Regions from separate parts of the Homo sapiens genome. Here regions 1, 3 and 4 are each linked to region 2. A link is a contact called in ENCODE Hi-C or POLR2A ChIA-PET data. All regions are on one chromosome and are shown on one strand. The core of a region is the stretch at or near the end of the contact, and the rest is flanking DNA. Distances in the headings are between cores, read along the strand shown. Region 1 holds the start of DTD1 (D-aminoacyl-tRNA deacylase 1). Region 2 holds the start of RALGAPA2 (Ral GTPase activating protein catalytic subunit alpha 2). Region 3 holds the start of SMIM26 (small integral membrane protein 26). Region 4 holds the start of RBBP9 (RB binding protein 9, serine hydrolase).

Region 1 (2,700 bases), core at 92-2,591, 2.1 Mb before region 2:
CATCTTTAATAAAAATACAAAATTAGCCGGGCGTGGCGGCGCATGCTTGTAATCCCAGCTACTCAGGAGGTTGAGGCAGAAGAATTGCTTGAACCCAGGAGGCAGAAGTTGTGGATAGCCAAGATCACACCATTGCACTTCAGCCTGGGCCACAAGAGCAAAACTGCATCTCAAAAAAAAAAAAAAAAAAAATCCTCCTTAATTCTCGGAATCCTACCTGGTTATTTTGTAGAATGTTCCTCAATTTATTTTTGTCCTATGTTTCATCATGATTGGATTCAGGTTATACATTATTTGGCAGAAATACCACAAGATTGATGTTGTGTCCTTCCCAGTGCAATATCAGGAGGCACATGATGTCTTGTTACTGGTTATGTTAACTTTGACAACGTTATTAAGGCAATTTAGTATTCAGTATTTAACAAACAAGCACACTAGTTTGTAGTCTTTTCTGGGCAAGTGAGGGTTTCTTCTCAATTTCAGTGCCTTTTCTACGCCCACCAATGCTATTAGTCACCTTTAAGGTGAAGACTGCTGAGATGGAATTATTTTTAGCAATGATAATAATTTGTTGGGGTAATAGTTGTACAGCCCTTTGCTGCCATCTAAGCACTTTTACGTGGTTTGGTTCATTTAAATCTAACAACCCAGTGAGGGGGCCAATTAGTAGCATTTATATTACATGAGAAATTAGAATTCTAGAATCACATACCTATTTATTATCATGACATGGCTAAGTCGAATTAATAGTGAGATAGGTAAATGGCTATTTTAGGCAGCAGATCCTTTTGTATGTGGTATCTGAAAAGCCACTGAGGCAGGAAGACAAGGAAGAAGAATTTGGGAGGATCTGCGTGCAGAGGAGTGGAAGAGGAAAGAGGAATACAATTAGAAATAGGATTCAGGCTGAATTTAAAGGCTTAGTGATGACGGGTTCTTAGGTTCGGGTATGTGGGAGAAAAAAACCAGCATAGAGACTACCTTCGGGGCAGAGTGGGTTCTGGGCACTGGGTAGGGGCTGGGCCCGGGATGGGGGGATCAAAGGGCTCTGGCGGGACCCAGATGTGGATGGGGCAGGGCCGAGCGTGGGGACTGGGCTTTTCAATGACGGGCGGGGTTACGGTTGGGCAGCAGGTGGGCGTGGCAGGCATAGGCGGAGTCAATCTATGAGTGGGTGGGCCTATCGCCAGGCCGAGAGTGGGCGTGGCCGACGTGGGGTGGGTAGCAGCCGACCGAGTCGGACCGGCCAGTTGGGCGCGCTTCCGGGTGTCACCTCCAGAGGGCGCCGGCTGCGGAGCCGCCCTCAGAGTCGCGAGGCCGGACGCAGCGCGGCGCCGCCCCACTCGCCCCAGCCGCCGCCATGAAGGCCGTGGTGCAGCGCGTCACCCGGGCCAGCGTCACAGGTCAGTCGGGCGGGGCCGGGCCCGGGAGGAGCCGCCCCTGACCCCCGCGACCGGCTGTCTTGCGTGGGGGGTCTTCCTGCGCCATCCTTGGGGCCGCTGCGGCCCCTCCGCGAGCCTGGTCCCCTTCGCGAGCTCGGTCCGCGCAGCCGCGAGTCCCCAGGGCCGGCTTCGGGGCAGCGCGGCGGCCGGAGAGCCCCCTGCACGTGCCCGACCGGCCCCGGCGCGCCCCTGGCTTCCGGCTCTCGGCAGAGGGTGCAGGACCAGCGCGCCTCATTCTCAGCACCTTTGTCCTGCGTGCGGGATGGCGGAGCCTCGGAGCATCTCCGTGGTCCGCTCTTCAGGGAGTGTTGATGAACCACGCTTAGAGCATTTCCGGAGCAGGCACTCCTCCCTTTTCACTGCTGTATTTTAAATGTTCAATTTTTGCCCATTTTTACGTATTCCAATTTTTATGGGGCTTGACTCAGGATGAAATGCACAGATGCGGAGAGTTGCTCCTTGGGCTGAGCTTTGACAGTTGCGTGCACGTACGTGACTGGAGCCTAGGCTGGATGAGGGGCGCCCCCTGCCCAGGACGCCCCTCGCCCTCGCCCGCTGAACTCTGCGCGGAGGGGTCGGGATCTAAAGAATTCAAGATGAAAACATTTCTCTTTTTCTTGTGGACCAAGCTACCCGACCCCTGGTCATCACTCAGCACTTTCGTCTCGGTTGGGCATCAGAGGTCCAGATGATTAGTGTAGATAAAGTAGTCGTTTTAAGAAAACCACGGTACGAAAGATATTTTTTAAAAAACATTTAAATGACAAGCTTTATATTGTCTTTAGTCTTTTCTGTCTTTATTGGCACAACTATATTGTTTCAGTTCAAATAATTTCAGATATCCTGTCCTTGGAGCCAGTCTGCACCAAATATGCGTTCTTGTGTCCACAAAAGTATGAATTAAAAACAAAACAGGCCGGGGGCTGTGGCTCACACCTGTAATCCCAGCTCTTTGGGAGGCCAAGGCGGGCAGATCACCTGAGGCCAGGAGTTCGAGACCAGCCTGGCCAACATAGAGAAACCCTATCTCTACTACAAATACAAAAATTAGCCGGGAGCGGTGGTTGGTGCCTATAATCCCAGCTACTCGGGAGGCTGAGGTAGGAGAATCGCTTGAACCCGGGAGGCAGAGGTTGCAGTGAGCCGAGATTGTGCCAGTAACCTCCAGCCTGGGCGACAGAGCGAGACTCTGTCTCAAAAAACAACAAACAAACAAAACCCCAAAACAAAAAACAAAACAAAACAAAAACAACAAAAA
Region 2 (2,700 bases), core at 32-2,531:
ACACCTGGAAGAAACATAAGGTGTTCTTTCCTTCGCCACCAAATACACAGGTAAGTGTGTCTATAGATAGCAAAGGTGTTTTCATCCCAAAGAAAAGTTAAGACTTAGGATGTAAAAAAATACAGAAAACAAAACATAGCCTAGGCGAACCAGCTACAGATCACATGCAGCAGGTGACAGGAAGCCTTGTGGACACCTCACACCCACAGGGGCGAGCTTCATCACAGGTCAACTCCAAGCCCACCTGAGCTCCTCAGAACCTCCACCTGGCAGGCCATAAACCAGAAGGTGGCAGACAGCATCACTGTCATGCCGGTAATAAAGGAGAAGCAGCCTCCCTGAACCCAAGAAAACCACCCCTCTCTCCAAGCAGGAAGAGAAGGCCCCTTCACACCAAGGACACAAAGAAACTGAAGCAGCCAGACCCAAAATAAAAATTAAATTTAAAAAGCAGCATGGGAAGACAGATGACAAATCTGTGCTGGGATCGCCTGGAATCTCGGTCTATATGGGGGTCTCACACTCAAAAGTAAAAATAAAATTTAAAAGGGGGATGACAGAGATGAGAGCCCAATTAGGTCTGTGCTGGGTTCACTTGGGGTCTCGGTCTACTTAGGGTCTCAGACTCAAAAATAAAATTTTAAAAATGAAAGGGGGAGGTGACAGTTCAATGTGTGCACGTGATGACCACTTGGGATCCAGTTCACTTGCTGGGAGGACAGGGGACAGGTACCTCTGTGCCCGGCCTCCAGGTTCTCCGGGAGCGCAGGCGCCCAGCGAGAATCTGGGCTAAGTTTAACTCGAGGGCGACGGGAGCAGTGCCCGAGGGCCAGGCTGCGGCTTTCTGGAAACAAAGCCCCGGGGGTCCAAGCCCAGATCCAGGGAAGGGGGTCGGACGCCCACCCATCCCCCTCCCCAGCCTCCCAGCCACCGACCCCTGCACAGAGGAGCGCCCTCCCGGCAGGTGCCCCTAACCCGGCGCCCCGACCCCCGCGCCCGGCGCGCGCCTCACCCAGCAGCGCCCGCAGGTGCTTCAGGCGGGTCAGCACGTCCTTCTTCGGGTCCAGCACCTTCTGGGTGGACTTCTTCACATCCCCGTGGCTCCTTCGGGAGAACATCCCGCGGCAGGAAGCCCGGGCCCCGCCGGCGGGGCAGTAGGCGCCTGCGCCACGCGAATCAAAGCATAGGGTCGAGGCCGGCGCGTGTCGCGCGGGCCACTCGCCGCCCCCAGCCCCGCTGCTGCCGCCGCCGCCGCCGCCGCCGCCGCCTCAGCTGTGTCTCCAGGAAGGAGGGGCGGGCCGGTCACGGCGAGGGGCGGGGCAGGAAGGCGGTGTCGACGGGGAACCGAAGGCCCCGCCCCGCGGGAGGTGCCGGCCGGCCCCTTGGGCGCTACGCACGCGCACACAGGCCGAACTCTCCTGGCGGGACACTAGCCCGTCCGCGCCAAAACCTAGCGGGGACGCGCTCAGAGGGCCGAGAAGGCGCCTCGAATCACAAAGGAGCTTCTCTCACGCACACGTTGTACTACAAGTCCCGAGATGCACCGCGAGACAGTCCTCCAATCAGGCTGGCGGTCTTCGGCACGATGGGAGTCAGTGGGCCGGCATTGGGCACGTCGCCCCGCCCTGCCGCGGGCCGCAAGTGCTCCTGGGAAATGAAGTTCTCCAGCAGGCGACGCGCTGCGACCTCTTTTCCAGGGTCGCAGAAGCGCAGGGCGGCCTCTGTCCGTCCCCTGCCCCGGCAGCCTAGATCGCCCGTGGTTTCACTCTCCCTCCTGCGCGCCCACCCCATTTTCCTCTAGTGCAACGTGAACCACACACGCCCAAAAATCTCAGTAAGAAAAGTGTCAAGGCTTTTCAAATGCAAACTATTTTTAGGTTTAGCTTCTGGATTCACACAAGGGAGCGAGTCGAAGCCCCTCTGACCGTGCCGAAATCGCAGCTCTAATTTCACACTAAAATGAGTTGCTTTGGCACTAGGGAAGAGCGTGCCCCGGTGAGGAGTTCAGCCGGCCCCTAGGTTCCTGGAACCCAACCTCACTTGGGGTATGGAGGTCGCTCGCTCAGAGGGCTCCTTGGGATCTTGCCTCTTTGTAGGAAGGGTGCGTTCTCTGTTGTGCAAGCCACATGGCGATCCAGTAGCAGAACCAGAAATAGAACCTGAGGGATCTGACTCAGGCCTGTATACTTTTTAAAGCCAGGCGCTTATTCCCTGGGGCAAGACTTTGAGCTGAAAGATGGTCAGGAGATTTCTTACACTGTAGGATTGTATAGTGGCATCCGAATCCTGCAAGTTTTGACATCCTTTCAGCTTTTTCAGCAAGTACTTAAGGTAGAATCACGTGGTTTCCATCCAAATTGGGACAACACAACTGTCTTTTTCTCCTCTAGCTGAACTGTAACTTGAGGGAAGAGACAAGGATTTACACGCCTTTGTATCCCCATCCCTCAGCACAGTATTTGGCCCATAGGGTCACTCAATAAAAGTTTATTAAATGAAATACAATAAAAAGCTAAAGTAGTCCTACATATTTCAACCAGGCAGGCGAAAAGGAAAAAATAAATAAATAAACTCACAGTTTTAGAGCGTCTCTCTATTTTTAGATTTGTGTAATATTCCTTTGTATAGACACATTCATACAAAGGAATATTACTCAGCAATAAAAAAGAACAGACTACTGATAAACCCAATAACATGGAT
Region 3 (2,700 bases), core at 70-2,569, 2.1 Mb before region 2:
CAAATTTATTGCCTGGTTTTTAGTTGGGCTGTATTTTTATAACTGAGTTGTAAAGCGTCCTCATATATTCTGGATCCAAGTCCTTTTGTTAGATATATGTTATTATGAATATTTTATTCTGTGGCTTGGCTTTTCATTTTCTCAACTGTGACCTTCAAAGAGCAAAAATTTTAATTTTTTTTTAAAAGCCCTATTTATCCATTTTCGCTTTATGCATATATATATAAAATGAGATGGGGTCTCACTATGTTGGCCTTGCTGGTCTGGAACTCTTGGGTTCAAGCAATCCTCCCTGCTCTACCTCCCAAAGTGCTGGGGTTACAGGCATGAGCCACCCCGCTTGGGATGCCTTTTTTATTCTAAGAATTCTGTGCTTATTCCAAGATGGCAAACATATTCTCCTGGTTTTTTTCTAGGCTTATATTAAATAGTTTTAGCTTTTACATTTAAGTCAGCGATCCATTCAGAGTTAAGTTTTTTATCTATTTCTGTAGGGCAGAACATCAGTTTTTAAAGGGTGGGCAAGGTGAAAAGAACCCTGAAGGATACCAGGGAAAATGATGTTTCTGAAGCCATGAAAGGTGCAGGTGGGGTCAGTGGTGGCAAATGCTTTCGAAACCAAGTTTGAGTGTGGCTGAAAAGTACTTAACGTTAATTTACCGGGCCTACCTTGTGCCAAGCACATCACACTTGCTCTTAAGTTGTTCAGTCTATTGAGGGCATCTTGCTTTAAAAAATGTATGCATAAGACAAAAGCTGGAGGTGGTCGGAGTCGAAGGAGATTTTTTGTTTTTGAGACATGGGCACGTTTGTATGAAGGATAAACGTCAATAATGAAGATGGGGGAGGACTTAGGGTGTCAATGAGGGGAAAGGCCACTGAGGCTGGAAAAAATAGTACCCAGAGCCTAGTGGAGGGATTAGCTTTGGCCTGGAAGTATTTAAAGTTCACCCAGAGTTCCGGAAAGAAAAATGGAGGAAAAGAAGAGTTGCGGGGAGAGACAAGCGGTATCCCTGCAAATCTGAAAACTGGAAGAGGAATTGGAAGTAACCTTTTCGGATACCGTCTGGAGCCCACGAAGGCATTACAATTTTGCAAGTGAGAAGCTTCTCCTCTAAGTTGTCATTTAGTCCTCGTCACGTGGTAAAAAGTATCGCACGCCCACAGTTCTACACCCGAAAGTCCGGACACCTGAGCGACTTTCCGGGCCAGAGGCCCCAAGGTGCATCGGGGCAGAGCCGGAAGCGGACGCTGAAAACTGGCGGCTCCTTAATGGTTCCGGCGGCAGGGACCGCAGCGACGCCCTCACCGGAAGTCCCGCCTCTGCCGTGGGCCTGCGAGAATCGAGGCACTCGCTGGCGTACCCATGTATCGAAATGAGTTCACGGCCTGGTACCGGCGGATGTCGGTGGTCTACGGGATCGGCACCTGGTCTGTGTTGGGCTCACTGCTTTACTATAGCCGGACAATGGCGAAGTCGTCAGGTAGGGCTCTTCGGCGGGGCCTGCCCCGGAACACACGGCCTTCGATGAGAGTTCCCCGGGGGTCATGGAAACAACTTCCCTGTCCTTTAAATCCCAGGTTTATTCTGCAAAACTAATTGAAACGGGTGCTAACAGCCGTTTGTTATAATGGAATCTGCAAAGAACTAGACTCCAGGAATTATTAATACCTTGTAAATATTGTTTCCTAAATCTGAATCATTTACTGGATAGGGCCGTCCCCATATTCAGAATTGGAGGAATCTGTGTAAAGTGCAAGGTGGACTTTCAGAGACTCTGGCCGGTGATTTTTAAAGAGTGATGCTTCAGTACTACTGTCCCTCATCGTATATGGCGAGCAATTTCAGTACTTTTAGCAGCCAAGGCGTATTAAAATCTTCCAGTTACTAAGCGCAAAGGGAGAAAAGTCTCTCAGCTTTGAAAAATATGCTGGAAATCTGTAGAGACATTAAGTTGATTAGTGTGGTTGCTAGGGGCTGAGGGGTTGGGGAGTTGGGGAATGACTGCCAAAGGTATGGATTCCTTTTGTGGATGAAAGTATTTTTAAATTGATTGTGGTGCTGGTTGCACAAATCTGAATATACTAAAAACATTAAATTGTATATTTTAAGTGGGTTAATCGTATATGTTAATTATATCTCAGTAAAGTTGTTGTGTAAAAACTATGCTGAAGATTACATTTGGTGATGAAGCTGTCAGTGGCCTGAAAGTACATGTGTCCAGCATTAAGCATTTAAAAACATTTTGGCCGGGTGCAGTGGCTCACGCCTGTAATCCCATAACTTTGGGAGGCCGAGGTGGGAGATTGCTTGAGCCCAGGGGTTCGGGACCAGCCTGGGCAACATGGGGAGACCCCCATCTCTACCAAAAGAAAAAGAAATTTTTATATATAATATTTTATATTTACTTTATATGTAATATATGGTAAAAATACTTTACATTTATATATAAAGTAAAAATATTTTAATGTCCATATTTATGTTTTCTTTCTTTCGTTCTTTTTTTTTTTCTTTTTGACAAGGTCTCACCCTGTCGCCCAGGCTTGAGTGCAGTGGCATGATCTCGGCTCACCACAACCTGCGTCTCCGGGCTCAAGTGATTCTCCTGCCTCAGCCTCCCGAGTAGCTGGGATTGCAGGCGCAGGCCACTGCTGCCCGGCGAATTGTTTTATTTTTTTTTTGAGACAGAGTCTAGCTCT
Region 4 (2,700 bases), core at 118-2,617, 2.2 Mb before region 2:
GCCAAACACTGGAAACCAGGTATCTATGATATGAGGGGGGAGAAAAAGCTATAATAAAGAGCTTAATTACAACTAATACTTTGCTAATAAGAAATGAGGCACCTGATATGATCGTTACCAATTCAGTATTAACTTGTGTTATGAAATGAAGTAGGTTAAGTGACCATCTTTTCGCATGAACTCCATCTGTAGTTCTGTATCTAGGCAGCTCTGCTGATCTCTATAGAGAGACCTATATCTGCATTTGTACACCCATATTTGCCTCTACAGGCCTGCATCTATAGAGAGGCATGAACAAATGTGTTCTAGACAGACTGACCTGGAGCCAAATAGACTGTGTTCCAGGGAGTAGGTAAAACGTGGCACAGGAACGTGATACAGAAATTTGGAGACAGCATACTCTCAGAAGCTCCAGCCCTGACCTTTGGGGTTGTAACTCTGACCAGGGTTTTCAGCCACAGCGCTGCAATCTATTCTGGAGACCCGCTCTAGAGGACAGCAACCCAGGGAGCCGACTTACCGCCTGGTTACAGAAGAGGGTTAAAAAATAAAAATCAAACGGCACAGGTCAGCCTACAGTAAGATGCCACTTTTATAAAGCTCACCAAGAAGCCAAATAGAACAGTCTGTTGTTTAAAAGGTATATTCATAGGTTGAAAAGTACTTCAATTTTAAAAAGAGAAGCAGATGAAAAAATTCAGGATGGCACGGGACTGAGATGGGTAGACATAAGGGTCGTTTGGAAGATGATGTATAGGCAATGTCCCAGGTTTTAGTTTGGTAATTCATTACATTATGCCTCATAATGTAGACGCATGTTACGTATATCCTTTGTATATATTAAGTATAGCATATTTAATTTTTTAAAAGCTGAAGCGGGAAGCAGTGAACATGTAAAATTATCTGGGAAGTCCCAAATCTGAACCAGCAGCAGATACGGGGGGCGGGGCTCAGGGGCTCAGCCTCGGTAGTTCAAAGGGGTTCCTTTAACTCTAAAGGCTGAGCCCTCAGAGAAGTCTTCCAGGCAGTTTTACCAGTCAAAATTCGACCACTAGCTCAGACTTTAAGAGAAGGCAGCGGGGGAGAGGCAGGAAAACACACAGGGCTTTGCTAGAGGGGATTAGACGCCTATTCAAACTTCAGCCCTCAGTCCTCTCCCGCCGTCCCTCCCTCCAGGCTGACTTCACGGAGCAGCGGCGTTGGGCGCTTACCTTCTCCAGCTCCTTTTTCACCCAGCCATACCAGCCGTGGGTGGTCACATCCCCGCCTCCGTTCCCGGGAACAATCACTGCCTTGCTAGGAGAAGCCATGAGTGCAGCGAGGCCAGAGTTCCCCAGCGCGGGTCCAGCGGAGCTGAGCCCAGCCTGCTCCCGCAGGGAGCCTGCGCCGCGGCATCCTGGGAGTTGTAGTTGCGGGGACCTGGGAGGCCGGGCTCTTTCCTCCTTGGCCTGCCTTCCGCTGGCTGCGTGGGGCAGCCAAGAACAAAGCCTGCGAGCTTCCATCAATTGTAAAGCAAAGCACCCTTTACTTGCCTCTTACTAGTGCTCTCATGTTTTTCCCTTATTTAAGACAGGCTATGACACGGTTGGGGTGTGTTATTTCTTTGCTAGATTTACTGATATTTCTATAGGAAAGTTTGTTTTTGGTTTCAAACATGCAGAAAACCCATTTATAACCTGGGAACGCCTGAAATCCATATTATTTTTCCTTCTGAGTTTAAAACAGTTTTTAGTAGTCAGTATCAGCCCTGGTTGTTGTTTTTCATTGCTTTGAATGAAATTTCCTTGCATAAAGCTACTAACCCAAGTAAAACAAGCAAAAATTTAATTAAATACCAAGAAAATACTTCGTCAGATTTTCATATTAAACCAGCTGATACTGAAATTGTTTAAAATAGTTTATAACCAATGCTTAGTCCCATATTCCTGGGAAGACAAACAAAGCTTCATGTACATTTGGTCACCGGGTGGGCCATTTAAACATTTTGTAAGGGGATTTCATTCAATTGTTATTTGAATTCCAATTTGTCATTCTGGTTGTATAAAAGCTTTCCCATGCAAGAGGGCTGATGTTATAACAGTAGATTATTATGCTACAGTGTATTTTCCCCCGGTAAAGAAAGCTTTTTATGGTTTGAATTTTCTGGAAACATTGGAGAAGACTGTCCTTGTCATCCACACTACAACAAAACTTCAGGACCTTGGGCTTTGGGTTCATGGTCTCGCAAATGAGAACGGTCCCTCCACACTTTTGGAACAGTGCACCCATTGGAACTTTTGAGGTAAAGCTACCCTGGGAAATTTCTCCCAAGAAGAAAATGGCATCCTTGATGTGAACAGCTTTTCCCAAGTTCACAGATTAAGACTTCTACTACCATGAAACTCTTATCTTTCAATATTTTTTGTCTTCCTTATGCCTCTACAAACAATAGAAGTGGAAAAGGGGTCTGTTATGTGCACTTATGGGGTATACTTTTATTTGTGAAGGAGTTTGCAGCCAGCCTTATACATGGATAAACTTAGACTTTGATAGATAAAAGATGAAGGCCCGAAGTAGGTAAGAAACTTTAATGGTACATGCATTGCTTCATAATCAGTCAAAAACAAAACATTGGTTCACTCCTCTAACCCACATCATGGGTTAAAGAAAACATTGCCAGTAGGCCTTCACTCTTCTAGAAAGGCATCATTTGTTAGGTCC

The links. A loop is a pair of places that touch in the nucleus more often than their neighbours do. ChIA-PET counts read pairs that join two places held with the same protein, here RNA polymerase II (POLR2A). Pooled maps may share reads with other maps.
Region 1: a map of B cell shows a loop between it and region 2 (17-fold over the local background). The contact joins the promoter of DTD1 here to the promoter of RALGAPA2 in region 2. A Hi-C loop is called at or near these places in 1 of 168 maps with a recorded cell type or tissue (B cell), 1 of 37 single-sample maps with no recorded cell type and 10 of 50 pooled maps.
Region 3: a loop to region 2 is called in a map of CD4-positive, alpha-beta T cell, with 18 times the contacts of the local background. The contact joins the promoter of SMIM26 here to the promoter of RALGAPA2 in region 2. A Hi-C loop is called at or near these places in 2 of 168 maps with a recorded cell type or tissue (CD4-positive, alpha-beta T cell and naive thymus-derived CD4-positive, alpha-beta T cell) and 13 of 50 pooled maps.
Region 4: a map of naive thymus-derived CD4-positive, alpha-beta T cell shows a loop between it and region 2 (24-fold over the local background). The contact joins the promoter of RBBP9 here to the promoter of RALGAPA2 in region 2. A Hi-C loop is called at or near these places in 2 of 168 maps with a recorded cell type or tissue (ascending aorta and naive thymus-derived CD4-positive, alpha-beta T cell), 1 of 37 single-sample maps with no recorded cell type and 13 of 50 pooled maps. POLR2A ChIA-PET finds 5 or more read pairs at or near these places in 1 of 52 experiments (activated T-cell).

The regions. Positions count from the first base shown.
Region 1 is chr20:18,586,713-18,589,412 of GRCh38, forward strand. It overlaps DTD1 (D-aminoacyl-tRNA deacylase 1), which reads left to right and starts at 1,342. Exons shown (of 6, transcript NM_080820.6): 1 at 1,342-1,403. The coding sequence starts at 1,361. It overlaps LOC124904878 (a long non-coding RNA gene), which reads right to left and starts at 753. Exons shown (of 3, transcript XR_007067547.1): 1 at 713-753. RefSeq lists a silencer at 1,169-1,708 and enhancers at 1,479-1,978, 1,819-1,878.
Region 2 is chr20:20,711,363-20,714,062 of GRCh38, forward strand. RALGAPA2 (Ral GTPase activating protein catalytic subunit alpha 2) reads right to left here and starts at 1,282. Exons shown (of 40, transcript NM_020343.4): 1 at 1,013-1,282. The coding sequence starts at 1,118. RefSeq lists a silencer at 1,173-1,432 and enhancers at 1,424-1,718, 1,543-1,742.
Region 3 is chr20:18,566,113-18,568,812 of GRCh38, forward strand. It overlaps SMIM26 (small integral membrane protein 26), which reads left to right and starts at 1,320. Exons shown (of 2, transcript NM_001348957.2): 1 at 1,320-1,484. The coding sequence starts at 1,367. RefSeq lists an enhancer at 1,008-1,107 and a silencer at 1,171-1,453.
Region 4 is chr20:18,495,858-18,498,557 of GRCh38, forward strand. RBBP9 (RB binding protein 9, serine hydrolase) reads right to left here and starts at 1,368. Exons shown (of 5, transcript NM_006606.3): 1 at 1,212-1,368; 2 at 1-23. The coding sequence starts at 1,310. RefSeq lists enhancers at 921-970, 1,141-1,300, 1,153-1,717, 1,321-1,370, 1,471-1,530.